7 separate regions of the Mus musculus genome follow, and all the other regions are linked to region 1. The links are chromatin loops, found by intact Hi-C in ENCODE. Cell type or tissue: heart. All regions are shown on one strand. Links, peaks and the distances in the headings refer to the core of each region. The heading gives the core; the rest is flanking DNA.

Region 1 (4,363 bases), core at 97-4,096:
AAGAACATGGCAAGTTATGTGAGTAGCCACATGTGTAGTATAGGCAACTTGGCCTTGCACTTTTGCTGTCTTCTTTGATGATATTTTTTTTTTTAAAGTCCAAACTATGTGGGAAGCCACAGTGAAATCTTTCAAGTCTTAAACTCCCAATTATATCTACCAGCAATGGTCAGAAAGGTGGAATGAGTGAGGAAGGGAAGGGAAGGGAAGGGTGAGGCTCATCTGGGGTGGGATGTGGGCTCTGAGGTGAGCTCTCTAGCCTGCAATGTGATGAGGGGAGCCAGGAGAGTTGGAGCAGTCTCTGAAACCACAAGTCCACCTGAGAGCCACCAATGGCTTGCTGTATCCAGGGGGCAGGCTCAGTCACAGGGGTAAGTGGTTGGGCTTTTTATAATTGAGTAACTTGGGCAGTGTTTTTAGAACGGCCATTCATAAAGCTAAGGGAAGTCACAGAGAGAAGCCCGACCGACGCCCACTCAGAACAGGAAGATAAGAAGTCTCGATTTCGTTGCTCTCAGTGAGGATTAACCACCTTTAACTTCTCAGGAAACAGATGCGTTGTGTTTTAACTTTAATTTTCACCTCTCTTCTTCCTTCCCTTGCCTCTCCCTTTCTCCCTTTGCCTTTCCCCCCTTCCACCTTCCATTTAGAGTATATTATCATCCTGCACTACTGTTAAAAAGTGTCAGCATTATAATACTAGGTTTTACTATAAAATTCACACCTCAAATTCTCAGTAACTCCATAGTTAGTTCCAAATGGATGGTTTTTAATAATTAACTAAGAGGAACTAGATTATTGAAATATACAACCAACTCATGAAAATCTCAGAATATTCTGTGCATTTGAAATGTAGCTTGGAGCTTTATAATCAAAACACTTGAAAGGGTGAAGACAGAAGACTACCTCTCCACAAATCATACAGACAAGATGGGACAGAAGGAGAAGGGTGTGTGACAGAGGACATTCAAGACATTCACAGACTGGAAAGTATGTTTTTATTATGATGCAGGTCATTAAGTGCCAGGAAATCCAGAAGGAAAGACTGACACACCAGCCTTGGTTCATGCCATGGGACCTGACTTCTTACATCCTTATAAATGACTCAGCAAATGTTTGTGTGCACCTGGGCAGTAAAACGAACGTAGCAGCTTCTTACAACTTCAGCCAACTCTGCCCTAGCCCAACCTTTTTGATTGACAGCATGGGAGAAACAAATCCTTGAAATTGTATGGAGAAGGAAGTTGTTGTTTTGACTTCTAAACAGGGGTTTACTTAGTGACTTCAAGAGAACATTCTACCCCAACCAACCCTCCCAGTAGATGAGGAATTCACTAAGGTGGCCACTTACGGTATGCATGGGTGAGATGATGTACTCAGCTCTTTTGCTTGAGTCTTGTACAATGTTTTTTGCCCCCCCTCTAAAAAGGTTACTTGATCAGCGATAAGACAGAGAGAGAATCCAGCAGAACAATAGCAAAGTGACCAGACTTGGAGTGTTTGTGTACTTAAGGAAGGAATCTTGCAGATTTTCAGTTTTCAGTTGTAGACATTTTCTTATAAGAGCAAGCAGGAAGTCAGTGCCAGCCCTCAAAGAGGAAATCAAAAGTCTCAGGGAAACATACTGGTGGAACGTGACTCAAAGCCAAAACCCATGTGCGACACATACACTGGGCTGTCAGCATTATAGGAAGTATGACTCTAGCCCTATAAGGGCATCTGGAAACGGGGAGATTTGTCCTAGGATCCTTGGGGAACTGGCTTCCCAGTGTTTCTGGTGTGTCCTAGGTTCAGTCATGTAAATGAATTCCACCCCTCTCCCTCCCAGAAAAGCGGGGCAGGGGGCGTATGCCAGAGTCTTTTTGAAAAATAGTAATAAATATTTTTCTAAAACCCTCAGGGACCGTGGCTTGGTTTCCTGGACCTATTTGCTTCTGATGAAGTTTTAAGGAGTGTGCCCTCTCACAGGGAGTTAGAAGTTGGAAGGAAGCATGGATGTTTGCTATGGAAATTACATTCATTGCTTTCCTGCTTTTTTCTTCTTTTATAATGAATTCTCTAATTTTCTTAGGATATTTTCAGACGCAAAGGTATTGGTCAGAAGGCAATTACTCTGTGTGGTTTGTTTAACATTTGCCTGCTCATTTCCTTGCTTGAACCTGTAGTCTGGGGTAGAGGAGGAGAGGGAGGACACTCTGTCTTAATGAGGTACTCCCTACACATTCTCTCAAGTTAAACTGGGCTAGTCCTCTCCGCTGACTCTAGGCTTGTGCTAACAGCAGGTGGCGATAGAGAGCACAAGTGTTGCTAAGGCCCCAGCCTTCTCTTACAGGTGGCAAGTCAAAAGTATTGCGAATGAGGGAGAATCTGGCCCTGTTTTCCAATTGAATTAAGTGCAATATGAAATGTGATAGGTTATGTAAATCTAGAAGGGAGATACTCATTTATTAAAATGTGTACTTTGGAGGGACTAATCAACAGGTTTAGGAGGAACAAATTGGGATGGAGTGTTTATTCCAAGGAACGGAAGTAAATGAAAGTAGTGGGAGACAGCTGATAACTATACATGAACACACCCCAGAATTTTGGTGAGGTGTGGGATAAATTTAGGCAGAGTCCCATCTGTTCACCCTTGGAAACGTGCCTGTGGTCTGAGCCCTGGACTTGCAATGCTAGGGGTCTCTGGATTAGGTATGTGTCTTATACCCGGCATTTACCAGCCCAGGGGACTATTCCCTTTGTGTGAATGCCTGTGGGGAGTCACAAGTTTAAAGCTGAGCACACTAAATAAGGCTTTCAGAGAAGGTATCTTATCTCCTAGATCAAAGCTATTACCATATGAAAAGAAGAAAACAGCTTTCTGCTTAAACAGGCATATCAGATGCTAAGCAAGGGAAGGGCTGCCTGGTGCTTTGTTTCTTTTGTTATTCAAACACATGATTCAGATTTTATTTGATCAACGTAACTAGAATACTCCTTAAAGCTCCAAGGTGCGTGGACTAGATGTCACACATTCACAAAGCTCTTTACTTGTACTGTTGATTTAGTTTAGTTACGTAGCCCAAGCTGGCTACATAGCCCAGGCTCCTCTGGCTGTAGGGTCCAGAGGTGCTATGGTTATAGGGAAGTCCAACACCTGGCTCTCTACATACAGCCTCTTACTTCAGCTTCACTGTAATCCTAGGAGGTATTATTCTTCCCAGTTTATAGGGATGGGAATTAAGGTGCAAGGATGTTCACATAACGTGACTGTAGCTAGAGGTGGCACAGGAATGTGTGAAGTTGAATTTGGCTTTTCTAAAAACAGTACCCTTGTCTTTGCTTCCAGACTTGCGTTTCGTCTCATTCTATATGCAGTGTCTGCCCTTTAGATAGTTATCTCAGGTTCTCTTAGACTTTTGAAACACACTTCCAGAGAGACATGTAAAACACCTCAGCCACGCTAGCATGATACTCTGTTCCTGATATTATACTCTGATAAACGTGAAGTCAAAAGATAATGGTTACTGGTCTAAATTAGAAGAGAAATTTGGACTTAAAGATATATTTATTTCCATCGTCACCAGTTAAGTTGTGTGGTTGGGATGACATGTTGCTTCTTACCCACAGATGAACCAATGCCCTCAACCAGGACTTAAGATGACTTAAGATGATGGCTGGGTCCCAGAGGCTCACGTCAGGGTGTGCTCTGCTGTGACATCAGCTTTATCCCACGTTGGGAAGGTCCATGCCCAACACTGTGCTGTCTTGTTTAGGCTGAGAATGGGACCAACCACAGACATCGTAAAAAGCTCTTAAAAAACCATTCACTGATAAGCTGCCATTATGAATAAATATGAAAGAGGGCAGCAGGCTACCCACACCAAAGTGATACCCACGGTAACCATGGGCTTGTCGTGAGTGGCCCTCAATAGACAAGCCTTAGGGTGTCGTCATAGATGCTACCAAGTGTATTTTATGAGCCTGTCTTAGTTGAAAATGCACTTTCCTTAAACTAGGTACCCTGAATGCAGAGTTGACTTCGAAGCTTCTGCCCGCTCCCCTTTGGGTGTGGAGTGATTGGCTTTGAACCATGTCTCGGTTCATGTTGTTAATGGAATGATCTCTGCGGTAACTGTGTGTGGCAAGGTTTGAGCGTGTCGTCTAGGAATGGCAGGCTCATAACAAGGGAATTTTCTCAGTGACTCATGCCTGTGTGAGGAAGTTAACAACTGTAGCATTAAATTTCATCTAATCGTGGACTTACTAATGTCTGAACATATCCTACCATGAAGGTCTTTCTTCCATGTAAACAATAAATGCTAATTTTGCCCAAACGGATCTCTTGGACTGGTTTCATCACATTTTTAACACGTCTATGCTG
Region 2 (4,363 bases), core at 215-4,214, 180 kb after region 1:
AACTGTTAGACCCATAGTGATGAGGACAATTGTACAGGTAAACGTAATGACTACTAGTCAAAATGTCTAATACCTCAAGTTGCTCTCATAGCATGTACAAATATACCTTGACAGAAATCTTTTCTTCCTTAGTTAATCAGATGTCAAAACCAGAAAAGTTCACTCCAGAGTCTGGCTTTAGGAAAACCCAGCCATGATTCTCCTTTCTTGTATACCTAACCATACCAGAGCACACTAGGGGTTCCAAGTGTGGTCAGTGAAAGTGGTGTGGATGTGCTTGGGTTTCTCTTTGTCAGTGTGGCCAGAGAGCTTGGGTGGTTCACTTAGAAGGACGCTCTAGTGGAAATCCTCTATCCTATAGTTTACATGTAGCAACTAGAAATTTATTAAACTTCATGAAACCAGTTGGAACAAGAAACTGAAGGCAGAATGCCTAGAACGTTGCTTTGTGACTACAGAGAGGTTGTTATGGCTTTGAAGACCCGGGTGTAATGATTTCTCAATTGTTCACTGTAGTAATAAAAGGTCTCTTGAGCTGTTCACGGATAAGACTATTGCTAAATCTCTCAATCTTAAAGCCAGGATTCAGTAGCAGTCAAATTACAAAATTAGGTTTATGTTGTGGATATCCCTGGGGCTAATTATATTTGATGTTAATTCCATTCTCCTGTGAGGGGCTGTGAACAAGGAATGAGTCAGCACTCAGGTGATTTCCTGTAAACCTGCTTCCCACCTTAGTTTATAAATAAAGGCTAGAGCTGGAGAGCTGGTGATTGGGTGGATAAAGAGGGGGAGGGAGGGAGAGAGAGAGAGAGAGAGAGAGAGAGAGAGAGAGAGAGAGAGAGAGAGAGAGAGAGAGAGAGAGAGATGATGGAGGAGGAGGAAGAAGGAAAGTGGAGCAGAAGCACCTGGCCTGGAGAAACTGCAAGTTATAAGGGGTCTCTTATATGGGGAAGATGGTAGTGTAGCAGTAGATCTGCCCAATATAGGCGCACAGCATGTATTCATATTAACTGAGTTGTGTTTTTATTGCCTGGGCTTATTTGGGTTGGAGATTTACCACAACAGGTTTACATTCAAAGGATGGCAGAAATAGAAGAGATTTGTTACATAATGAAGCTAGAGCCATGAGTCCCACTATGTGTTTTCTTTGATTGGTAGTTTAGTCCCAGGGAGCTCTGGAGGTACTGTTTAGTTCATATTGTTGTTCCTCCTATGGGGCTGCAGACCCCTTCAGCTCCTTGGGTACTTTCTCTAGCTCCTTCATTGGGGACCCCATGATCCGATGACCTAGTCGGTTATCAATGGGAGGAGAGGCCCTTGGTCCTGTGAAGGTTCTATGCCCCAGTATAGGGGAATGCCAGGGCCAGGAAGCGGGAGTGGGTAGGTTGGTGAGCAGGGGGACTGGGAGGGGATAGGGGGTTTTCAGAGGGGAAACCAGGAAAGGGGATATTATATTTGAAATATAAATAAAGAAAAGATCTAATAAAAAAATGAAAGAAAAAAGAAAAAGAAGAAGAGATTTGTTTTCCAGCTCTCATTTTAGGATGGTAAAAATAAGAATGAAAAGTTGAAAAAATATATTTGAATCCAGTAAATTAGATTCAAGCTGTATGTGATGCACAGGGCTCAGCCCAATCATTCCAGGCCTTAAGCGAGCAGCACATCCTGGTGCCCCACACTGCCATCTCAGCCATCACGACTTACTACACAGAATCTCCTCAACAACATGTGGGTAGTGCTATCTATGCTTCTGCTACATCTGCTGCATGGAGAGAGAAAAGGAGGAAGCGTGGACTGCAAGCTGTAGCTCAAGATGAAGATGGACAGAACTCACTATGAACTCTCTATGAGAGGTGGGGGGGGTCTCTCTTGTGGCAGCACAACGAATTTCTTTTTGTTTAGAAAAAAATGATCTGCGTCACAAATCCATGAAGTGACCAAGAGTTAGGCAAGAGGTAGATGGAAAGATTAAGGGCCAGAAGTTCTGAGGTCATGGAATGAGGATGGAAAAAAATGGGATGAAGATGTCTGTGTTTCATGTTAATGTCTAAGGAAGAACACCAACTCTGGGACAGTCACTAAACAAGAAGTCTTTTAGAGTAGACAAGTTGAGCAGTCAGTGTCAGCCATCCTCTGACATCAGAGACTCCAGTGTTTGAATGGGCACATGAACAGAGTAACCATGTGTGAGGATGGAGGGTTTGCAGGGGCCCAACCACACAAACTTCCATTTACTGAGGCTGGTACAATTTCTATTACTGTCACACACCCAGGATGGCAACAGAATCTGACACTGAACTCCAAATACAGCATCATTCCTTCAAGACACCAACCAGCCACCTGGTAGCAAACTGAGAGCATTGGTCTTCCTCCGTCCTGTAAGAGGCAGCGATTGACTTTTAATTAAATTTGAACCGGCAAATATCCCAGACATGGATTTACTTTTCCTGACTTAAGAGCCTCAGATTATACAATTGTCCATGGAATTAAAAATAGCCCATGCCACCAGCACAGGAGTCAAAGAATTGGATCAGAATAAGGCAAAGTGTTAGGGGGCATTCCAGAACCCTAGATACCTACCCTCCTGACATGGTCCATGTCCTTACACCATGGGAGAATGCTACTGACATCTAGTGGCTAGATGCCAGGGTTGTGAGTAAGCATCTTCCAACACTGAACCATTCCTAATAAGAATGGCCCCAAGCGTCAGTATCTCACTGTTCTAAAACTGTAAACTATAAGGAACTTCTCTGCTGTCTACAAGTTCACAGTAATTTTTACCCACACAAACAATTCCCAAGGGTTTCCTATTCTCCAAAACCTTGTCAACATTTGTCTCCCGACTTCTGGATAATGTCTGTCATAACAGGTGTCAGATAAGATGCCATTATGGTTTCAATTTGCAAATCCCCAATGATTAATGGTCATGAACAGCTTCTCATCCCTCTGTTGGCCATTTGTACATATCTCTTCAAAAAATGTTCATTTTGGTCCTTTACTTACTGAAAACATATTTGTTTTGAGTTGTTTGTATATTAGTTATAAAATTCATAAACATTTTCTTTTATGTGATAGGTTGGTTCTTCATCCAGTTGACTATATCCTCACTTTATAGGGACAGTGTCACTGGCCCGATGGCATCCTACAATAAACTCAAATAGTCACCAGCTAATGGAGGCACAGGGGGAATATAAGCTTGATAATGCTGCTGGCTGTGCTACTTTCCCTGTGGCTGTCACTAAATGCCTGACAAGAAGCAAGTTTAGGGAGGATTTATTTTGGCTCAGTTTTATGATGGGGAAGGTATGGTACCCGAGTTTCTGTCCATGGTGGGGATACATGCCAGTGGACAAAACAGTAAGAACTTAGGTTGGTTTAAAGCTACCGTTCCACGATCTTCTCATCTTCTTCATGTCTGTTAAGAGGTCTACCTTCTTTCTCATGGCTGGTAATAACTCATATGCCTCTTCTTCTTGGTTCACGTGTGTTCTCTCCAGCTTTAGTTTCCAGCAGCTTAATATAATGTGCCTGGTGTTCCCCTCTGTACTTTCTTTATATTTGGTTCTAGCCTTTTAATGGTGAGCAGACAAAGCTCTGACATGTTCAAGTTGTATTTCTTTGAGTAATTTTTTCTACTTACACCCTCTTCTTTTTCTAATACCTCTGTTGCACACAAATGCTGGCTCATTTACTATGTATTATTCAATGATTCACTGTCACAGAATTTTAATCTTCTATTTTTAGTAGTGATATCAAAGTACAAAATAGTGGATTTCCTTATGGTATTTTTATACATTTTATATGTTGTTTTTATCTGCTTTGTAAGTTTGATGACAAATTTACACACCAATGAATTAATAATAAGCAAATGCAATAATAACAAAAGTGAATTATTTTCTGGAAGAATTCATATGAAAGGCTTTCATGGAAACAGGAATATTTAAATTAGGCCTGAACTTTGGAAAGAATAATCAAAAATTCTAGGCAGGGGCTTTTGCCTAGGTACAGTGGGAGGCAGTGGTAAGCACCGTAAAATGAAAACTCGTGTATACACTGTGGATTCCCTGGAAGAGCAGAGTCATGTGGAGAAGTGTGAGGTTGGTTCTCTAGACATCACAGACTTTTGAAGAGAGAAGAAACATTGTACGGTTTTTGAAAGACAGCTCTAGTTACCATTAGGATTTGGAGAATTGTAGGTTTGGGGTGCTGCTCTTGCTGACATGATCGGAAGGTAAGAGTTTTACTGGTGAAGTGTGAATCCGTGAGCACCAGGAAGAGGGGATGAAAGTTAGCAGGTCCGAAAGCCACTGTGCTGCATTGCTTAAAATGCTTACACCAGTGCTGTGCACTAGAAACTCTA
Region 3 (4,363 bases), core at 132-4,131, 260 kb after region 1:
TACACCCAGTGTGTCACACAGTCCCCTTCTACTGCCTGTGGAACAAAATGTAGAACTCTCAGCTCTTTCTCCAGCGCCATGTCTGTCTGGAGGCTGCCCTGCTTTATACCATGATAGTGAACTAAACCTCTGAAACTGTAAGCCAGCCCCCATTAAATGTTTGCCTTCATAAGAGCTGCTTTGGGCATATTCTCTTTACACCAATAGAAACCCTAACTAAGATACTCCCAACCATAAGATTATTTTGTTGCTACTTAATACCTGTAATATAGTACTGTTATGCATAATATATAATATCCGAGCTTTCGGATGGTCTTTGGGGGTCACAACCCAAAGATTGAGGACCACTGCTTTAAAGCCTTGATTTGGGTCTATTTTGTTGCTCACTCTACTTGGTTTTTCCTTTCCGATTTAGAATAGTATCACAAATCCATAAAATTTTCAAATGGACAGCCCCCAAAGATGAAGTGCTAAAGAAATGAGCTGGTCTCATTTTTTTTTTCAGAACAATTGCTTTTGTTTAGAGCACATATTATGAACACATATTCAGAACACATATTATGTTATACTTGAGAGAATGACTTGGGTCCTGTCAACTGGTCTTACTTTTTACAAATCCTCCCTCAGCCACTGAAAAGCTATATAATTTTAGACAACTTGTGTGTGCCATGTTTGTTTTAGCCATAAAGTGCAGGTAACATAAGACAACTCATGGAGCCACTGGAAAGACTAAGCACCATGCATAGCACTTACTAAAGACTCAATGAAGCTTGGTTTTATCAGTGCTCTCCTCAGAACTCTAGGACCAAGGCTCCTCTCCTTGAAATGGAGCCACTACCTCTGCTGAATACTTACAATCGTTTCTATTTCTGCTTCCTGTCAAGGCCTCTTCTAAAAGCAATCCATAGTCTCTTTAAACTATCAGGGGGAACATCATCTCCTCTTCCTTGGGTGTGGAAGGACTTGCAAGCTCAGTCATGGGGCTACTGACTCATCTCCATAGAGAACAGCAGCTCTGTAGAGAGAAGATCTGTAGGCTCAGCCCCCATTAGGAACAAGAAAGCAACTTTGAGTCGAGAGAGAAGCTTATTAGTGTATCAGGAAGCTTTTTCAGATGCCCATGAGGTAGCTCTAGAAGAACGTGGCTGAGTAATGGCAGCCTGACAGAGAAGAACTTGTCCTAGGGGCGGATAATGTTTACTAGGAAAATAAAGTTTTCTAAGTGCCTTTTTGGACTGCTGAATCTCAGATCTGTAAACCAGTAGAAAAAACAATGTCTCCAAAGAATGTAGCTCTCCCGGTAGGTAGTCACAGCAAGCCTCTCCTTTCATGCCCAGGCCTTTCTCTGGGAAAGGGCAAAGCGGTACCCTGCAGGGGGTTTTCCAGGTTGCTTTCCACCAACACTGGCCAGCTCTGGCAGCCTGTGTTGACAGGCCAGATGGAAAATGTTGAAGCACTGACAGGCATGTTCTTCCAAGCAGCTGAAGCTGGTGGAATATTCTTTTGATATCATTCCACGTTTCCATATTCTCCAGCTGAATAAGGGAAGAATTGGATGTACTGTGCTCAGCAGTGGCAATTAGACTGGATGGATCGCTGAGCATAGACTTTAGGACTTGGTGGTTGCATTCTACACTAGACATGGACTCTTAGTAAACATTTCATGGCTGAGAAAATAGGTACCGAGGTGGGGTGGTGATTTTTCTAAAGAGAAACCCGGTCTCTGAGGCAACTGAAAGAGAAAGCAGGGTTGGTGTAGAGTAAGAGAGATGAGAGACAAGAAGGGGAGCATTTGGAAGAGAGAGGGGACTAAAGTCTGTAAGGAAAGCCATCCCCGGACTTCCCAACTTGCAAACACCCCTACTTCTTGCCCTACTCCTCAGCCATGCTGTCCTGTTCTCTGCCCCCCAACCCCTTCCCGGGGCAGCTTGCCCATTATTCCCCATTAGCTCCTACTGGGTACAGGACAACCAAGCTAAATGGACTCCTCATGCCACCTTGTGGCCATGTATGAGAAACATCATTTTTTTTTGTCTTTTTAATTATTTATTTACATTCCAGTCTGTTGTCCCCCTTCCCACAATTCCTCATCCCATTGCCCCCCCCCCACCCCCCGCCTCTGATAGGGGTTCCCTCCAGACCTTTCCACTTCCCTGGGGCCTCAAGTCTTTCCAGGACTAAGTGCATCTTCCCCCACTGAGGCCACACCAGCAGACCTCTGCTATATAAGTGCCAGGAGTCTCAGACTGGCCCCTGTATGCTCCTAGTTGGTGGTTCAGTCTCTGGGAGCTCCCTGGAGTCCAGGTCTTCTTAAAAGGCTGCTATCTCCCAAGTCTTTATTCCTCATGTAACTACTTCCCTTCAGGTTAAATGATTTTTCCCCATTTTGGGGAGATGGTATTGGGGGTTCAAAGTGGTAATTCCACTTGTGATCGTGATCGCTGAACTTTGTCTTTACTCGTCACCAGGAAGTACGTGAAAAACTGCTTCTTGTTCAGTGGCCTCCCTCCTCATGCAGTACACAGGCATCGCTGTGTACTGTTCGCCCTTCCCTGTACAGGCACTGGGATCTCCCAGAATCTACTCTGCTTCTAGAGACTCAGAGACCTGAAAAGTGCACAGTGAATCTTAGAGGCAAAAGAAAGGATTTGAAGGATCCACAGCACTTAGATCGAGTTCAAGGCTGAAAAGAGATGCAAATAAATAACCAAAGTCATGGAGGGAGTCATGGACAAATAGATTAGTCAACTATAAAGAAAATAGTTTTTTTTTTTTTTTTGGTTTAAAGGGAAATTTCAGTTATTAATGTATACAGTTCTACGTAAGACGAAAAGATGTTGGTAGACCAAGTGTTCTTATCTGTCATCACAGTAGGATGACCACGTGCCCAGCTCTTGCAGACAGTCTGGGAATGGACTGATGAGGGTTACTTTTGGATTTTTTACAGGTCATGGGAATAGATTTCAGCAGATTCTCACCCTAAACCTAAACACCAGTGACATGGGTCCTGAACCTGCATTAGTCCTGAGCTTGTAGCAATTGCACACTTGCTCCTCTAGTGTGCAAAAGAAACTCCTGGGAGAGGCACAGAATGAGATGCTTGGTGAATAGTCGTCTCGTCAGGTCTTCGTTGCAACAGTGCAAGTCTGTGACCATTCTTGGTCACGGATGTCAATGGAAACTCTGTGAATAAAGATCACATCTGATTTTTATCATACTGAGCTAATAGACTTTCCTTCTTGTCATGGTATAAATAAAAATACTGTCTCATTTGGATTCTTACCATCTTTACATGGTTCAATCTGTACTTGAAGGGTATATCATGAGAAAGGCTCACCAGCATCTGGAATGCACATTTCTGCAGCATGTGGTATCCATGGTCCACATCTCTCTTGCTGATCAGAACTGAGGTAGACATGCTGGAACATCTATAGCTGTGTGATGTCAAAGAAGGGATTGCTACAGGCTCAGGCTTGACATGCTTGGAAACATTTCCCAGATTTTTAAAAGCATGATTACTTTTGTAGTCTCCCCTCCCCCAGCCTGAAACCTGCTTGCTCGGGGTGGAGCTTCCTGCTCATTCGTTCTGCCACGCCCACTGCTGGAACCTGAGGAGCCACACACGTGCACCTTTCTACTGGACCAGAGATTATTCGGCGGGAATCGGGTCCCCTCCCCCTTCCTTCATAACTAGTGTCGCAACAATAAAATTTGAGCCTTGATCAGAGTAACTGTCTTGGCTACATTCTTTTCTCTCGCCACCTAGCCCCTCTTCTCTTCCAGGTTTCCAAAATGCCTTTCCAGGCTAGAACCCAGGTTGTGGTCTGCTGGCCGGACACAACAATTGGCGAACCAACGCGGGACTGAGAAACGGCAAAGGATTTTTGGAAGAGACGCTGCTGGTTCGGAGCTCCATAAAATAAAGGATAAGGGAAATTCATACCGGAGAAGGTATGGGCTAAGCTGAGACAGCGTTAAACCCGAGCGCTGGTTCACTTAGGTTCAGCAGTGAGGAGCTGGGTAATAGGCGGTAGGCCGTAGCTCTCCGAAGCTACATGAGGTGTGAGAAAAGAAAGGGTTTATTAAAAGGAATAGGCGGATTGCCCCAGTTAATAAAAAATGCATCATAAGGGAGGAAAATGTCCCAAAAAGCAGAGAGAAATATCTCTCTGGGCCTTATAGCAGGAGTACTCTGTTCCCTTTTGTGTCTTGTCTAATGTCCGGTGCACCAATCTGTTCTCGTGTTCAATTCATGTATGTTCGTGTCCAGTCTGTATGAATGAATGTTCTATGTTTTGTGTTGGATAATAAAGATGGTATAAAAAACTTTATCTGCAAAGCCGAGAGCTGCCACGTGTTTCAG
Region 4 (4,363 bases), core at 95-4,094, 210 kb after region 1:
CCCACCCACCTCATCTCTGCCTCCTGCTCTCATTGTTTACCAAGTGCTTCTCTGTTTCTATTTGTTTTCCAACTTTCAAGTTTTTCCCACAGTTTTAGTTAGTGAAAGCTCCCTTCTCTGTTGTTCTAATATGGTTTGGGGTTTAAACTTTTTCTTTCAAACACATATGGCAATAATTAAGAATGTGGACTCTGGTTCCGAGCTGTCTGGGTTGAGTCCTGACTATATTTCCTAACTGTGTACCCCTTGGTTACTGTATTAACTGCTCTGTGCTTCAGTTTCCTTGATCCCATGATGAATATCAGTGGTTCACAGGGTCGTCATGAAGACTGAACATTCTATCCTCTGAATGCTCAGAGCTGCTTCTGCTCACCGTCTCAAACAAGAACCATATTGAATGTTGCAAGTCAAAGACCAGGCCAGAATTCAAAGCATTCTTTCAAATGAAAGCTCTTGCTTTCGTATCATCGTAAAGATACTCACAGAATCTAACCGCGGTTAAGTTGGGGATCATCCATAGTACACTTCTTTGTCTGTTCAAATTGTTATAATAACAAATAAATACTACAAACCCAACAACTTATAAACAACATAAATTTGTTTCCCAGAACCAGGAGCTCATCTTTCAAGTCATTCCAGATCCGAACAAATTGGCAAGTGAGATCAGTCATCACAACATTCAAGCATGAAGAAGGAATATAACAACATTTGAAGCAAATAATGTGGAGAAAAACACAAAAATATGTGTTCAACATAAAGAAAATAACTTAAACTGGAAAACTCAGCTGCACGTCCATAGCATGGATGATGATGGTAAGATTTGCTCTCCTATAATTTCAGAGTCACTGGGATATTGAATCAGGAATGAATCTATTCCGAGACAGTATTTCATGCCTTTTTACATTGTGTGCTGAAAAATTCTTTCTTCCTAAGTGATGAAAACACAGGCCTGGGAGATGGCTCCACACTTAAGAGCAATGGCTGCTCTTGCAGAGGAGCCTGGACTCAGTTCCCAGCACCCACAATCATGCTTAGCTCTAGTCCCAGGGGATCTAACATCGTCCCCTAAATTCCTTAGGTGCCAGGCATCAACATGCTGGGCAGATATACACTCAGGCAAACCCCCATACATTTACAATAAAATGTAAAAAGAAATGTAAAAGGAAGAAGAAAGATTCTTTTAAACAAAGAGGAAAAGAGTTGGTATCCAGTTTAAATGGGATGAAAGGAGGGCATTTTCTACAAATCGCTACGAATCAGGGTAAAGGTTATGGTTATCTCCACAGAGCTGCCCAAAGTCTTCATCCTATTGGATCAATTCTGGTTTCATGATGAAATATTACTTCAAGTGTGGAACATGAATTTCTTAAGTTTTGTAAATACTTGATTTATCTTCTTGCCAAAGAAAGGACTTTCGTGAGATTCAGTGTCCCATGTTCTCTTAGGAATGTAATATGGCTGCAGGGATGGCTTGAAAGGCAAAGCAATTGCAAGCATTAGAACCTGAGTTTAATTCCTAAAACATACATAGAAGGCCATGCATGGTGGCACGCAGGGCTGGAGAAGAAGAGATGGGCTTGCAATACGTGGGACTTGGGAGCCACTGGGTCTAACCAGTAGATGCAGATCAGTGAGACATCTTGTCTCAAAAACCAAGCTGCATGCTATCTGAGGAAAGAGGTTCTAAGTTGTTCTCTAGCCTCTCCAAACATGTATGCATACTGGTGCATAAGCAACTATAGACACATATGTACCCAGACAAGAATGAAATAAGTATGCACAAGCACACACATGCACACACACACACACACACACACACACACATACACACACACACACTCTCTCTTTCAAGAATATGTCAGAAAAACTCCTGACCATCCATAAAAATTACCTTTTATAGTATCTCAATGAAACAAACAAAATCTGCTAATTGTGAATTTACTGAAAACGATTACACATTGTGTTGTTGAAAATTCTTTGAACACATGAACACATGCACATCCCTCAAGGCTCAGCTTCTGGCCTGGAGGTCAATAAAAGCGATTATAAAAACAGTGCTGTAATTCTGAAAGCCCGGCCCTTCCTTAACTTAAATCCTGTTGCAGGGTTCTTTGCTTCTGGAGAAAAGTCTTGGCAGAAGACAGGGGCCCGGGTGGCCACCTAGTGGTCAGGGTGGAGTACTATAGCTATGACGGTGAAATAAAACTGTGTGCTTTATTTCCCTAAGTGTATTAAACATGCCATTGTCTATCAAAACTTGACAAATAGATAATCATATGTACATATATATGCATATATATTGAAATAGATTCATCAGTTTGAATGCAATTCCAAAATTCCATGAAGCTTTCTCTTCTACAGGATGGCCAGAATTGCTTAACATGCAATTTCATAGCTGTTCAGGTGTCTCTTTCATGGTTTTTGTTTGTTTGGTTAGTTTTTGTTTGTTTTGAGAAAGGGTTTCTCTATGTAGTCCTGGCTGTTCTGAAACTTGGTTTGTAGACCAGGATGACCTCAAGTTCTCAGAGATCCACCTGCATTTGCCTCCTGTGTGCTGGGATTAATGGTGTGTGCCAGCAACCCCGCCCCCAGCTTTGTTCATGGTTTATAAGGAAAGATACATTGAATATTGGCCTTGTTATGTGAGTAAGCACTTCATTTGAACAACTACAAGTAAAAGAACATTGAGCATTAAAGGCTCATGATAGAGGGGGCCTAGCAAAGGAGACCATACCTGTTTGAATTAAAATACCACTCACCAATTGGGTTAACTAATTAATTAGTAAATTATCAACTGGATTAATTAATTACTAGTTAAATTATCAACTGGATTAATTCACTTACTAAGTGAATTAATTAATAATTATCTGTGAGATTAATTTTAATTGATATTTTTATGATATTGTTGTGGGGTATTCGCCAGGGAAAAGTGCTTGGACATAGGTTTAAGCCAATAGACAGTCTTTATTAGTCAGTAGGCAACCACACTGGATGCTCAGGATCCCAGTGTAGCCATGAGCCTTTTTCAGGGTGAGCTTTTAAGCATAGAAAACATGTTCTGGCAGACATACTTCAGTTAACAAGAACAGTTAGCTAGAGCAGAACTGCAGAAACCAGAAATCAAGATTAGTACCTTTTGAGCCTTTCCCAGAACTATGGACTTGGATGAATTGGGCCTTTGTTTTAGTTTTGGCAGGTGGTACTGCTTACGTGCAGAGTTTTACAGCCTGAATGGTACTTTGTCACAGTGTCAGTACGGTCTCAGGGCCTACTGAGATCTGGCTTTATTAATATATCTGGTATTTTCTTTGTAAAATGGGCTAGTTTTGATAAGGACTTCTTTCTTCCTTTCTCCACCCCCTCTTTTCTTGTTTGTTATGTTTGCTATAAGACTACAAATCACATTCTTGTCAGTGTTGTCAGCATCACCTCTCCATTTGGAAGATGTCCGAATCTGCAAGTTTTATGGGTTGCTTGCATTTCTTTTCATCTTCAAAGCTGCCTAGATGATCCCCTCCCCACTTGTGTCTTAGGAAGATGAGTCTGCACATTGACTGTAAAAGTACAAAGCCCCTCCCCTGCTTTCTGCATTCATCTCCTGAACTTTCACATTCTCCAAACTATTTGTGTGTGAGCATCTGCGATCCTGTGATATGTCTATGCTCTGATAGGGCAGCCTAGGCATAAAACACAGCCTGCTGTCAACTCCCACTAAACAGTTCTCATTCTGATGTAGGGCAGAAGAAAAATTTCAGTGACTAAACAAAACATTAAAATTTACCAAAAAAGGACAGCTTCAACCCTAAAATTTGTGAATGAAGTAGATGTCACTGCAGATTGGAAGGGATGGAAGAAAGAATGAGAAATGTAGGTTAGAGCCACTCAGACTAGCTGAACACCAGCAGCTGGGTTCTTCTGCCAGAAGAACAGGCAGAAGAAACCACACAGACCTTTCCTGCACATGATCTCTAAACTCACCCCAAAGGCCTCTGGCATCCCATTTTTGGTTGAGAAAAGGACATTTTTGTTCAGTTCAGATGCTCAGTTTCACAGGAAACTCAGAACTCGGGGGAGCAAATCTGCCATTCGGACCTCAGGATTTTACAACTTCATGATCAAGCTTTCAAAGATTCATTAAGCAGAAGAAAAATTGTTTCTAATATAAACCATGTGTATGTGTGTATGTGTGTGTCTCTCTGTGTATGTCTATGTGTATGTTTGTATGTCTATGTATGTCTATATATATGTATGTGTGTGTATGTATGTCTATATACGTGTCTGTGTGTCTATATTTGTGTGTGTTTATGTGTATGTCTGTGTATGTATCTCTATGTATATGTGTGTTTACATGTTTATGCTTAAT
Region 5 (4,363 bases), core at 139-4,138, 110 kb after region 1:
CATTTTTAAAACTGCATTCTGTGAAATGATATTTATACAAATGCACAAGTTTAACAAGACCCTTGTGGACGTTCAGAGACATTAATTAAAGATCAACACTATGGCATCAGTCTGAGGAGCCATTTTATACCTTGAGGATAAAATTTAAAAACTGAGTTCTGTAAACGGAAAGTACAATTCTTTTCAGACTCCTAAGGCACATGAAGAATGCCAGAGAACCAGAGGTTATACATCCTGCCCCTGGCTAACTTCACAAAACAGCTGTGTGACTATTTCAGTGACCAGAGCAATGGGCTTCTGCTCATGTCCTGGTTCTTGTCAAATTAGGGCAAGCAATGTTATTGTCATTCTCTGGGAACTGGCCACCTTGTTAGTGGTTTATCGAGCAGGCTGAACAATGTGAAGCTTCGTGATGCTTCTGTTTCGTTAAAATGCTTTTCCTGGAGCCTGTCTACAGTTTATGTTGGAAACTGGAGCATGCACCAAAGAGACCCGGGGTTGCCATGGCACCTGTTCAGTACCATTGCCCATTCAGACATCGTGATGTAAATGTTTAAAAGACTAATGTTAATCCTGAAATTTGCAAAAGACCAATTCCACAATTTTGAGCCAAAGCAGAAGCAAGCTTTAATTCAATACTGGCCAGGAAAAACCCTCAGGTTCTCAGGAAGGGGCCATGAGTTATATTTTTAGGCCTTAAGAACACAAAACCCACAGTTCATTTTATATCCCATTAGGCCCAATCAGGGGCAAACATACATCTTGATGTATTTTCTGCTCAACATGTAGATGGAGTATGGAGTCTCACTCTCCTAAAGAAACTTGTTTAGGAGACACGTGACTTGCTGTTTTCCAGGAAGTTCCCATGCCCTTGGGCATGTAGGGTTTACAGTTAACTTTAACTCTTACATTCCCTCTCGAGAACACCAAGAAATGTTCTTGGTATTGCAAAAACATTTACAGTGATCTTCTCAGGGTTAGGTGCTAATTATGTCATAATCTGTGGCTCTTGCAAAAAGTGTAAAATATTTTCAATAGACTATCGTACACAATGTAAAGAAGAAATTATCCCGTTCAGTTTTTCCTTTACCAGATCATGTCTAGTTTTGTCTAAGTTAGGCCAAGTCAGGGGCTTTGTGTGAAGTTTTCAATCCTACACAAAATAATTTTAACAGATAGGAACGTAGAACTTTCTAGGCATAAGGAGTTCTTATGACTATATTGTCTCTGTCAAGCATCACATAAGAGGTGCTACAATATCAGCTCACTCCAGATGAGAGCTTAAATACATAGTGGTAAGGTTCCATCGTGAAGAGCCTGTCATCTAAAGGAGGATAGAGCAGGTTTTGAAGCCAGCTGATTCTTATTGTACTTTCCACCCTTTTTCTGCTGTTCATCATCTGGAAAGAGTCTTGAGGGTTTAACTCTGCTTTGGTAAAAAGTCGAATAAGATATGTACAACAATGAACAGTGAGGGTGACTTCTATTGCACGACATGATTGACCCCATCGGTAAGCTCCACCTGTCCACAGTGCACTGCTTGCTAACGAGATCCTTTCTGTGTGCACAGAGCTCTTTCTCAATTGCTAGCATTTGTATTCCTCTTCACAGCCTTTGGTTTCCACATTCTTGACCCTGCTTTCTAACCTTGCCCTTTTCTGTAAACAGAGGATGCTAGTCTGATTTACTATGGCTGTCGTTAACTCCACTTCAAGTCAGTGAGAATGACTTTTAGTCTGACTCAGTTGTCTGAGCAACATCTTCATTCAGGTCTTTCATTGTATCTCTAGTGGAAGGATTCGAGCTCATTAAAATGCCATCATTTACTAATTATGCTGTAAAGTAGAAGGAAGGTGGGAGGCCCTTGAAATACCTCCTATGTCTTCTTAAATTACTTCATCTAATGAATGGGGAATGGAAAGGGGAGGAGGGAGAGAGAGAGAGAGAGAGAGAGAGAGAGAGGGAGGGAGGCAGAAAGAGACAGACATGTAAACAAACACAGACAGATAGATGAAACCAAGGCTCCCAGAAACCCATTAGTTGTTGTAGATGTTTTTCAGTTCTAGGAACTTCTGTAACAGCTTTTTTCCTCCTTATTAGCACGTAGTTCCAAGACTCGAACAGGTCAGATCACCTGTGCAGCCACACGCCATGACATCTGGATAAACAAATCATGGGGACGCTTTTGTGAATATATGGCTCTTGCCATATCCTGGAGTACTGATGCGTCTTGTATCATCATGATCTCTGATGAAACGATGCTGAAAACAAAACCATCATCCTTATTAAGGAGACATTGCCCACACTTCTGCCAGAGCTGGAGTCACAATCCATTCATATGCTTGCCTCCTACTGGACACAGAAATCATAGAGTTTCTTATCTCTTGGTGTCCTGAGTGTTCAGTTGAGTATTTGGCATGCAGAGAATGCTCAGAGAACATGGACAAACAAAGGACAGAATCACATTGTGTTGAACCAATAACTGTAACCTCTACTGAAACATTTGTAAAATAACCACCCAATATATTATATGAAACACTAGATAATATTATTTTCATATAATATTAGCAGCATCATCCATGCTATTAATAAAGATTAGGTAAAATCTGTACCATTTAATAAAAAAGATTTTTAGAATTAAGGCTCAAGCTTCCGCAATATTTTTAAGATTACCACAAAAAATTTTCAAATAGGCTTTTCTTATTCATGCTTTAATTGGATAGAAGAAAGCATGTGGCCTTCATTATGTAGACTGTGAACTTGTTATCCATTAGACTGTTTGGACGCCACCAATAGCCTATATGTGCTTACACGTCCTAACATATGGTCTCTCTGTAGACATACAGCATCTGTCATCTCACACTGGCCTTTTCTCATTACAGTCCTGTCTCTCCATCTCTTCCCCCATCCATCTCAGTGCTGCATAGCAAGCATCCCACCCTGCCCCCCACATGCTTCAGTCATCCATCACCTTCCCCCCATCACAGACTGTTCCCTGACCACACTCAATTGCCTCCTTATTCTTTATCTCAGGTTTTCCAGTGGAGGTAGTGGGTGGGGATGCCGATACAACTGTAGTCCATTTATTCCTCTGTCTCCATGAATTTCTCCCTAAATATAAATGCTTCAAGGAAAATGATATTGTCAACAATGCTTTGGTATCACCCGAAACACTAAATAAAAAGCCAAGGATATGAACAGGCGCTCAGCACTATGACTCGAGTGCTAGCCAAATAGAGGTGAAGGCTTCAGGTTTCAGATTCCTTTATTGGTTTTTTACACACTGTTTCCTCTTATTTCATGATCTCAAAACTTAAATTCTTACGTTGAGATTCTTTTATGATCCATCAGCAACTTAAAACTGTATTTATCATAGGACATCCAGAATTCTTGAGATTCCACCTTCCTCTCCCAGTGTGTGTGGGGACCTTACCTTCCATTCTGGCCAGGACATGGGTGTTTCTTTTGAAACCATCCCTTGTAGCTTTTCCTTCATGTGAAGGTCAGTCTTTAGCTTGTGACCTTCCCAGTTCTCACAGCTAGGGGCAACTTAAGCCACATGAAATACATAAACAACGGGTGTTCGGAAGACAATCTTCATCACAGAGACTGTTGCCCACAATGCTCTCTGAGAACTGAGAGCTGAGGAGAGCCAAGAAAGAGCTCAGGGTGACTTGTGAGTCTGAAGCAGCAATTTGCCAGGTGCAGAGAGAGGATGTAAAATTGCTGACATCGATTTTTTTTAAAGGCTTAAATTACAGAAGAAAAGGAAATACTACCCAGGAGGGTGGTTTTTAACTGAAGCTAAGATCAAAGCTCATCATTTTCAACTATGAAGTAAGTTGAGCTGCCGGAATTAGTCTAATTATAAGACAATTTTCTAATTTTTGACCACTTTTTACTGGTGCACGCCCCTGTATGCGGTTATGTGATTTGAAAAGCCTGTATCTGCGGCCGAGATCATAATTTCACAACTTCTTCTTAACTTGGTGACATGGGTATTAGCACTGAGACCAATCTGCTTAGCTGTAATACTGTTCAGGACTGACTGGAAAGTCAGTGTAGTCTTGAGACCCCGTGTGCCCTCAAACTGCACCTTCAGATGGGACACATCACAGCAGCCATCTGCCAGGAAAGTACCATCTGGAGGAAATTTAGTTCTCTGATTTAGAATTTTAGAAGAGTCATTATTTAGGTTTGAAATGATCCCTGCCTACCTTTCACAAGAAAACCTATGTCAAAAATATTTCTTTTTTTTTTTTTTTTCAAAAGCATGGCAAAAGGTAGATTAAATCTCAAGAGTGTTTCCGGGCCACTTCAAACTCCAACTTCAGGTTCTGTTTCGAACTCTCTGCAATTTGAG
Region 6 (4,363 bases), core at 286-4,285, 97 kb after region 1:
CAGCCCCATAGGAGGAACAACAATATGAACTGACCAGTATCCCCAGAGCTCCCTGGGACTAGACCACCAATCAAAGAAAACACATTGTGGGACTCATGGCTCTAGCTGCATATGTAGCAGAGGATGGCCTAGTCAGTCATCAATGGAAGGAGAGGCCCTTGGTCCTGTGAAGGTTCTATGACACAGTATAGGGGAATGCCAGGGCCAGGAAGCAGGAGTGGGTGGGTTGGTGAGCAGTGGGGGAGGAGGAAAGGGGTAGAGGATTTTTGGAGGGGAAACTAGGAAAGGAGATAACATATGAAATGTAAATAACAAAAATATCTAATACAAAATATTTAAATAAAAGAGATGATGTAATTTGAGGAAATTCTCATGTTGTTGCTTAAGGATCTACAAAGTATGTAAATCCAAAGTATGAAGAATTTTTTCTCTTCTTTTTCTACTTTTTCATTATTTTGTAACACATGTGACCTCTTTCTTCTCTTTGCCCTTTCTTAGGAAATAACTTAGTTGTCAAACAAACAAAACTTTACCTAATGGTTAATGGCACACATGTGTACGTGTGTGTGTGAGTGCATGTGTGTGTGAGTGTGTGTGTCTGCCTGCGTGTCTCTGTGTGTGAATATCTGTGTGTGTCAGTGTGTGTGTTTGAGTGTGTGTGGTCTGAGAGCAGATGCAAAAGAAAAAGAATGGGCTTTCCATGTAGAGCCCAGAGACAGGAATAGGGACTATAAATGTAAATTCTAGTCACTGGGGAGCAAGAGACTTAGATGGAAGTGCCATGGGGAGGATCAGCTGTAGAAAAACAAAGGTAGCCCCATGTTTGGTGCTGGAAATTCCCTTTCTCTTTCCCAAGCTTCAGGAGATGAGTCCCCTTTAGGTTTTGGTAATCGTATCATCATGCATGCATTTAATATTCTGTACCTGTTAATTTTATCTTCTTTTTCTACTTTCTCATTATTTTGTAACAGATGTGGCCTCTTCTTTCTCTTTGCCCTTCTTCAGGAAATAACTTGGTAGTTGTCTTAGTCAGGGTTTCTATTCCTGCACAAACGTCATGACCAAGAAGCAGGTAGGGGAGGAAAGGGTTTATTCAGCTTACACTTCCATACTGCTATTCATCACCAAGGAAGTCAGGACTGGAACTCAAGCAGGTCAGAAAGCCGGAGCTGATGCAGAGGCCACGGAGGGATGTTCTTTACTGGCTTGCTTCCCCTGGCCTGCTCAGCCTGCTCTCTTATAGAACCCAAGACTACCAGCCCAGAGATGGTTCCACCCACAAGGAGCCTTTCCCCTTTGATCACTAATTGAGAAAATGCCTTACAGTTGGATCTCATGGAGGCATTTCCTCAACTGAAGCTCCTTTCTCTGTGATAACTCCAGCTGTGTCAAGTTGACACAAAACTAGCCAGTACAGTAGTCAAACAAACAAAAGATAACCTAATGGTTAATGGCTCACGTGGATTCTGTGTAGACTTCTAACAACACTCTAATGGGTGCAGGAATAAAAGCTCACTGCTCAGCATGGGCAGCGTGCTTCCTTTCTGTGGTCCTCATTCTCTTATCCAGTCTTCCTAGATGCTTTCTTTTCCTTAGGCCACAGCAAGCCATGCTGCATAGGAACCATCACTGACTGGCTTCAAAAATGGCTCTCTCTACCTCTCAATTCTGTATTCCCTTTAATATTATTTAAAGCACACTATTTAGCCCTGTCTTGGTTGTGTGTGCCTTGCATGCCCTTTAAAAAATACCTGCTTTCCCAACATGTTAAGTTTTTTATCATACTCTCGTGTATTTCTGAGTTTTATTGTATGCTTCTATAGTAGCTTAGCTATATATGTACTACACACATCTAAATCAATCGACTTATAAATGCTGAGGGAGCAGGTTTGACCCCTGATCTGTGTTAGAGCTTCCCTAGAAGTTCTGGCTCACAGAATAAGGAATAGGCTAGCAGCTCCATTGACTTGCATGCTTCGTACTCTATTTCTAAGCTCAGTACCAGAGGCGCAGCACGTGCTTGAATAATGTCAACTACTATTATTCATTCAATGACAGGATATATTATATTCTATAGCATATTATGGGCATTATTAAATTACTGTCTGCCTTTAAAAAATTATGGTGGGCTAGGAGTGAAGAAGGTTAGAGAAACGTATTATTAATAATGATGCCCTCTTCTGCATCACTGATGAACATATTTCCATTGGTTGTAAAGAGGACCCTCTACAGCAACTGTTATCTATCCTGTTGAGTGCAGAAGTGTTCCACACCATACCGAAAAGGCTCACTGCATTGATAGAAGCTTTGAGATAATTCTGCTCAAGGCCTTTGGAAAACTGCCAGAGCCTTCTGAGGTCATTGCAGGCCTCTTGTCTTCCTCTGCTATGCACCGAGGCAGGAAATGTTTTCTCCGTCTGAAGGGAGCAGCGTGAGGGGCCTGTGAGGAATGCACACAGGGCAACATGCTATCTGCTCTCTCCAGCTGTTTACCATGATCTTTTTCATTTTTCATGGGGACATCTAGTTCTTTTGGATGCTAACTCCGGTTTTACACATAAGACAAAACAAATACTTCCCGTTGGCCTTCAGAGGGCAACTTCACTGAAGGCTTAGCTTTTATGTCCTTCAGAAGAGGAAGAAACAAGATTTGAAGGAGTACTTCCACTTCTCAGACTATCCCATAATCAGCTGATAACGCTATAAAAACAAAAACAAAAGCAAAACAATTTCAAAAAATGTTATTTTTAAATCTTGAAAACAGTGAAGTCAATCAGCATAACGTTCTCATCTTGCATTGCTTTTTATTTTATGAACACGAGTGGTCTCTGCCCCTAACCAAGGTCATTTGAGAACAATAGTACCTTAGTCATTGACATTTTTGAGGTCCTGTTTTGAAGGGTTTGTTCTGAGCGGCTGTAGTCTGACCTGAGTCACTGTGCTGTGTGCCAGGGAGGCTAAAGACCTGGCCAGTTTCCAGAGGGGCTGCTATTGTAGCAAATCTCCAGGTTAAACATGCAGCTAGCACTGGGCATGCAGGGCTTTTTCTGGGATTTACTCCCTGAACAGAGACAGGTTTTAACCTTTAAACGATCAAGGGCTTAGGTTAAATTTGGGCAGAATTTGTCTGTGACCACCCTGGAGAAAGGAATGAAGATTTAAAGGGAAGGCGGCGATGTAGGCTCAGGTCAAAGTCTCCTTTCCCTAGACATTGTGTGAATCATCTAAGATGCTTGAGTCCTTTGGCGCTTAGGTTTCTTGTGTATTAAATGTAATAACTGTGTTGTTAGGAGGATGAAAAGAACTGAGATATATTATGTGGTCTGCTCTAGATGGCCTATTTCCTTTCTCACCTCCTTTGTTTGAAAATTTATCAATAAATCCTCTAGCTAAACCACAGACAGACTTCCCCCTATCTGAAAGAAATGCATGTCATTGATATTTTTGATACTTTTTTTTTTTTAAGAAATAGCAGCAAGAACTGTACTACACGCTGATCAGAAAATAGTTCTTTTCTGCTATCCTGGTGTTACAGGGAACACTCCTGTAGAGAGACAAGCAGAAAACACATTTGAGGAAGGTAGAGCCAAGAGTTTATAGTTTTGTCATCAGCCAGGCTGGGTGACAGTAGGTTTAGTTACCACAGGCTTATTGAGAGCAATTTTTCATGTTCTAAATCACATTTCTAAGCAATGGTAATTTCTTATTGCTCGGTGTCTGATCTGGTGGGGATCAGATATAGACCTTCCTGGAGGCAGAGTAATTTTTCGTAACTCTTTTTTTTTTTTTTTTTTTTTGAGACAGGGTTTCTCTGTATAGCCCTACCTGTCCTGGAACTCACTTTGTAGACCAGGCTGGCCTCGAACTCAGAAATCCGCCTGCCTCTGCCTCCCGAGTGCTGGGATTAAAGGTGTGAGCTACCATGCCCGGCTCATTTTTCGTAACTCTTGAGTGGTGCACTTTGTAAAACTATGACTGTGCTGTGTAAAACTATGGATGTTAAGATTAAGGGACAAAAACAAATGGAGGTTTGTGGGGAAAGCAAGAGCACAGTGTATGTTGGTTATTTAAACAGGCAGTTCATGGAAGATCTCAAAGTGACCACTTGAAAGCAAGATCAAATATTAGTTATAAAAAAAACCTGTTCCAATGGTAATCAATTATTTTCCTGACTGTTCATAACTATCCTGCAATCTGTTGGAAATGAATTCCCCATGAGTTCTGCATTTTACAAACAGATCTTAACATTTCCAGAACTTACTGATTTGGGATATAAGTGTTTTCTGCACCCACTTGACCGTTTCTCTAAGTGTTAAGACATCTTTGGAAGCCATTCTGTCTGCTTCCAGTTTTCCTCTCACGC
Region 7 (4,363 bases), core at 230-4,229, 280 kb after region 1:
CTTATAGTTATAGTAATAATCTTGATAATATTAATAAGAAAAAGAGGTTAACTCAGCTCATGATTTTAGAGATCCTGGTGCATGACTGGTTGTGTTGTGTTTTCCTTCACGTGGCGGCTCCTCGGGGTTCAAGAGAGAAAGGTACAGTGGCCAAGCGTGGGTTTGCCTAAGGTGCTCCACAAAGGCCGTGGGGGATTTGAAGCACAGGGTTGGCATGGTAGCGACTCGCCAGTGGGAACCTAGCGAACTGTGTGGAGAGATTGTGGAGTTCAGAGTCAGAATCTCCACAAGATAAAAATAGGTTGCACACCAGTGCATGGTTGGCCAGAATGCTGGGCTAGAGGCAAAAGTGGGGGAACGTGCGGTTCCATCATTTTTTAATATTCCCCGCAACAGGTTACACCATTGCTTTTTGGGTTTAGGGCAAGGCAGTATACTGTGGGAGTGTGAATAGTCCGAAATTGCATACCCTATAGCCAGAAAAGACAAAAAAAAGAGGTCGGGTCTACTTACTCCAAAGGAATTCCTCCTTTCCTCCTCTATGGCAATAGCTCTCACAGGGACCCCGCATCATCTAGGCCAGGCCATCACTGCCTTCCAACGGTGCCACATTGAGAATCAAGTCTTGAACAATGGTCTTTTAGGAACTTTCCTGATCCAAACTATAGTCATATAACCAGCTATTGGGTCTTTTCCCCCTACAGTTTCTAAATAAGAAAAATAATCGTTTTTCTTATTATTTAATCATATTAAACTATTAACACACTAGAAATGCCTTGGTACCGGAACAGCTCATGCTATGGCGGTAAAGTGCAGCTATTCTGAATCACTTCCTATTCCCATTCTTGACAGACAGGCCGACCAGAAAACGAAGTGCAGCCTGTCATCTACAGAGCCACATTCCAGATCCTCGTCTCAGTTTTTACTGACTCCCTGGATCCTTCAGAGCAAGACTCTACCTCCTCAAGAGCAGGACACTGGACCAGAGCATTACAGAGCAGTGTGTGGGGTGGGCACGGCCTAAAGAAGGGGGCGTGGCAGCTTATCATTGCTTGGGAGGTAGTTTTTTTGGTTTTTCGAGACAGGGTTTCTCTGTGTAGCCTTGGCTGTTCTGGAACTCACTTTGTAGACCAGGCCAGCCTTGAACTCAGAAATCCGCCTGCCTCTGCCTCCCGAGTGCTGGGATTAAAGGCGTGCGCCACCACGCCCGGTTTTTGCGCGGTAGTCTTACATCTTCAACCTGATCCTTTGCTTTTAACCTGTGAAAGACCGAACTACTTCTCAAGGAAGAATTAATTATGCTGTACACGCCATTTGGCACCGGGCTAATAACACAATGCTTATTATTGCAATGACTTTTGTGATAGCTAATCGAGAAAATACCCTATAACTGGATTTTATGGAGGTACTTCCTCAGCTGAGGCTCCTTTCTCTGTGATGGATGGTTCTAGCTTGTGTCAACACACAGAGAGTCAGCCAGTACCAAATAACCAAAGAGTAAGTTGAGGAGGATAGCGGTTACACTTCCACAGTGCTGCTCATCACCAAAGGGCAGGAACATGGAGGCAGGAGCCAAATCAGAGGTCATGGAGGGATGCTGCTTACTGGCTTTCTCGGCCTGCTTTCGTATAGAACCCAGGACTGCTTTCCCAGGGGCGACAACACTCACAGTGGGTTGAGTCATCCCCCATAAATTGCTAACTAAGAAAATGACTTACAAGCTTGCCTGCAGCCCAAATTTACCGAGGCATTTTTTAAATCGAAGTGTCCTCCTCTCAGATGACTTTAGCTTGTGTCAAGTGTCACAAAACTAGTCACTACAGGTTTGCACAAAATTTCTTTCAAGAAGTGTATAAAATGACGTTTATCTTTTGTCTTATGACAGAATAACGGGAAGTTTAAAATTTCAGTTAAACCATGCATGGGGGTATATGCCTATAATCATGTCACTGAGGGCTTGGACACAGAGGATCAAGGCCAGTCTTGGCTACTTTGCTAGTTTGATGAGATAGATAGAAATATAGATATATAGACAGATAATAGATAGGTACAGATAGTCAGATAGATGATAGATTATAGATGGTACGTAGATATTAGAGAGATAGCTGAGAGATAAATATATAGATATATAGAGATGATAGGTAGATAGATAGCTAGTAGACAGACAGACAGGAGCTTAAGGCAGCTGGTCATACTACATTCTAATTTGTCGTGAAACTTCTCAAATCCTTTCTTGTGTTTTAAAGATGTACAGTACATTATCTGAAATCTCCCTATTTTTGCAATAGCGCACCAGAAACTCTTGCTTCTTCCTCTCTTCTTCCTACAACCCTTTAATCAGGTCTTCCCTTTCTAAAGTTGGGATTGATTCCACAAATTTATCTTTCTGTCTGAAAAGTAACATATGAACCACAAGAGGGCGCTGTGCTCATCGTTTACTCAAAAACAAACCTAAATTCTCACTAGCTTAGAGCCATTCTGGATTGTTCCAGAAAGTTTCAAGTGTTTGAAAAAAAAAAAAAACAACAAAAAACGAAACAGAGCAAAACAAACAGAAAACAAACTTCTTATGCCTGTATCTTGTACTGAGATGTTTTTGAAACTGGAGAATTCGTTTTGAGCTAGCTCAGGAGTTCTAACAGCAAGAATGTGAACGTGAAGCTCGGGCAACAGAATCATTTTTCGTCTGTGCCACACGATGGCGCCTGTTCCACAATTACAGCTGCATTGCAGCAAAGAGCCAGAGCTCTCTCTTCCCTAGCCTGCCTCCAAACTCTCAGTTTGAAAACAGAATACTTCTTTTCTTTTCTTCTCTTCTCTTCTCTTCTCTTCTCTTCTCTTCTCTTCTCTTCTCTTCTCTTCTCTTCTCTTCTCTTCTCTTCTCTTCTCTTCTCTTTCCTTTTCTTTTATTTCCTTTCCTTTCCTTTTCTTTTCTTTTCTTCTCTTTTCTTTTCTTTTTTTCCTCTTCTCTTCTTTTCTTTTTTAAAAATGCTTTTAGTCTCAGGGTTTCTTTTCTTTTTCATTTAATTTTTTTTTATTACGTATTTAACTCAATTACATTTCCAATGCTATCCCAAAAGTCCCCCATACCCTCCCCCCCACTTCCCTACCCACCCACTCCCACTTTTTGGCCCGGCGTTCCCCTGTACTGGGGCATATAAAGTTTGCTTGTCCAATGGGCCTCGCTTTCCAGTGATGGCCGACTAAGACATCTTTTGATACATATGCAGCTAGAGTCAAGAGCTCTGGGGTACTGGTTAGTTCATAATGTTGTTGCACCTACAGGGTTGCAGATCTCTTTAGCTCCTTGGATACTTTCTCTAGCTCCTCCATTGGGGGCCCTGTGATCCATCCAATAGCTGACTGTGAGCATCCACTTATGTGTTTGCTAGGCCCGGGCCTAGTCTCACAAGAGACAGCTATATCAGGGTCCTTTCAGCAAACTCTTGCTAGTGTATGTCTCTAGATGGTCCATCATTTTGTCTCAGCTCCAAACTTTGTCTCTGTAACTCCTTCCATGGGTGTTCTGTTCCCAATTCTAAGACGGGGCAAAGTGTTCACACTTTGGTCTTCATTCTTCTTCAGTTTCATGTGTTTTGCAAATTGTATCTTATATCTCAGGTATACTAAGTTTCTGGGCTAATATCCATTTATCAGTGAGTACATATCATTTGAGTTCTTTTGTGATTGTGTTACCTCACTCAGGATGATGCCCTCCAGGTCCAACCATTTGCCTAGGAATTTCATAAGTTCATTCCTTTTAATAGCTGAGTAGTACTCCAATGTGTAAATGTACCACATTTTCTGTATCCATTCCTCTGTTGAGGGGCATCTGGGTTCTTTCCAGCTTCTGGCTATTATAAATAAGGCTGCTTTGAACATAGTGGAGCATGTGTCCTTCTTACCAGTTGGAACATCTTCTGTATATATGCCCAGAAGAGGTATTGCGGGATCCTCCGGTAGTACTATGTCCAATTTTCTGAGGAAGTCTCAGGGTTTCTATTGCTGCCACAAAACACCATGACAGAAAAGCAAGTTGTGGAGGAAAGGATTCATTTGGCTTACTCTTCCACATTGCTGTTCATCAGCAAAGAAAATTAGGACAGGAATTCAAGCAGGGCAAAAGCATGGGGTCGGGAGCAGATGGAGAGACCATGGAGGGTGCTGCTTGCTGACTTTCTACTAAGGGCTTGCTCAGTCTGTGTGATGGTTTGTATATCCTTGGACCAGGAAGTGGCACCATCTGGAGGTGTGGCCTTGTTGGAATAGGTGTGACATGGTTGGAATGAGTGTGTCACTGTGGGTGTAGGCATAACATCCTCACCCTAGTTGCCTGGAAGTCAGTCTTCCACTAGCAGCCTTT

Evidence for each region. A loop is a pair of places that touch in the nucleus more often than their neighbours do. Peaks named below come from ENCODE experiments on the same cell type or tissue, not always from the same donor. Only the 100,000 strongest peaks of a DNase experiment are listed, where the experiment ranks them.
Region 2: it touches region 1 in a loop (7-fold over the local background); 11 of 42 quality-filtered maps call a loop at or near these places.
Region 3: it touches region 1 in a loop (2.0-fold over the local background); 3 of 42 quality-filtered maps call a loop at or near these places.
Region 4: it touches region 1 in a loop (5-fold over the local background); 12 of 42 quality-filtered maps call a loop at or near these places.
Region 5: a loop joins it to region 1, with 2.4 times the contacts of the local background. A loop is called at or near these places in 5 of 42 quality-filtered maps.
Region 6: it touches region 1 in a loop (2.0-fold over the local background); 5 of 42 quality-filtered maps call a loop at or near these places.
Region 7: it touches region 1 in a loop (2.0-fold over the local background); 2 of 42 quality-filtered maps call a loop at or near these places.

The regions. Positions count from the first base shown.
Region 1 is chr10:24,589,254-24,593,616 of GRCm38, reverse strand. The region is part of intron 1 of Gm15270 (predicted gene 15270); the gene reads left to right. Among named protein-coding and RNA genes, the nearest start is that of Ccn2, 4.0 kb to the left of the region's middle. In heart, for the core only: a CTCF peak has its summit at 2,284 (motif pointing right); DNase peaks (open chromatin) are centred at 1,656 and 2,276; H3K27ac peaks cover 1,474 bases.
Region 2 is chr10:24,408,435-24,412,797 of GRCm38, reverse strand. The region is part of intron 3 of Gm15270 (predicted gene 15270); the gene reads left to right. Among named protein-coding and RNA genes, the nearest start is that of Gm40615, 50 kb to the left of the region's middle. In heart, for the core only: a CTCF peak has its summit at 2,638 (motif pointing left); no DNase peak of the experiment used is centred there.
Region 3 is chr10:24,330,603-24,334,965 of GRCm38, reverse strand. It overlaps Gm15270 (predicted gene 15270), which reads left to right. Exons shown (of 5, transcript NR_163910.1): 5 at 2,948-3,278. Among named protein-coding and RNA genes, the nearest start is that of Moxd1, 110 kb to the right of the region's middle. In heart, for the core only: a CTCF peak has its summit at 1,991 (motif pointing left); no DNase peak of the experiment used is centred there.
Region 4 is chr10:24,379,907-24,384,269 of GRCm38, reverse strand. Gm15270 (predicted gene 15270) reads left to right here. Exons shown (of 5, transcript NR_163910.1): 4 at 609-813. Among named protein-coding and RNA genes, the nearest start is that of Gm40615, 79 kb to the left of the region's middle. In heart, for the core only: a CTCF peak has its summit at 2,178 (motif pointing left); no DNase peak of the experiment used is centred there.
Region 5 is chr10:24,481,785-24,486,147 of GRCm38, reverse strand. The region is part of intron 3 of Gm15270 (predicted gene 15270); the gene reads left to right. Among named protein-coding and RNA genes, the nearest start is that of Gm40615, 23 kb to the right of the region's middle. In heart, for the core only: a CTCF peak has its summit at 2,366; no DNase peak of the experiment used is centred there; H3K27ac peaks cover 694 bases.
Region 6 is chr10:24,492,164-24,496,526 of GRCm38, reverse strand. The region is part of intron 3 of Gm15270 (predicted gene 15270); the gene reads left to right. Among named protein-coding and RNA genes, the nearest start is that of Gm40615, 33 kb to the right of the region's middle. In heart, for the core only: no CTCF peak of the experiment used is centred there; DNase peaks (open chromatin) are centred at 2,416 and 2,966; H3K27ac peaks cover 967 bases.
Region 7 is chr10:24,310,604-24,314,966 of GRCm38, reverse strand. No RefSeq gene overlaps it. Among named protein-coding and RNA genes, the nearest start is that of Moxd1, 89 kb to the right of the region's middle. In heart, for the core only: CTCF peaks have their summits at 2,409 (motif pointing right) and 2,616; a DNase peak (open chromatin) is centred at 2,686.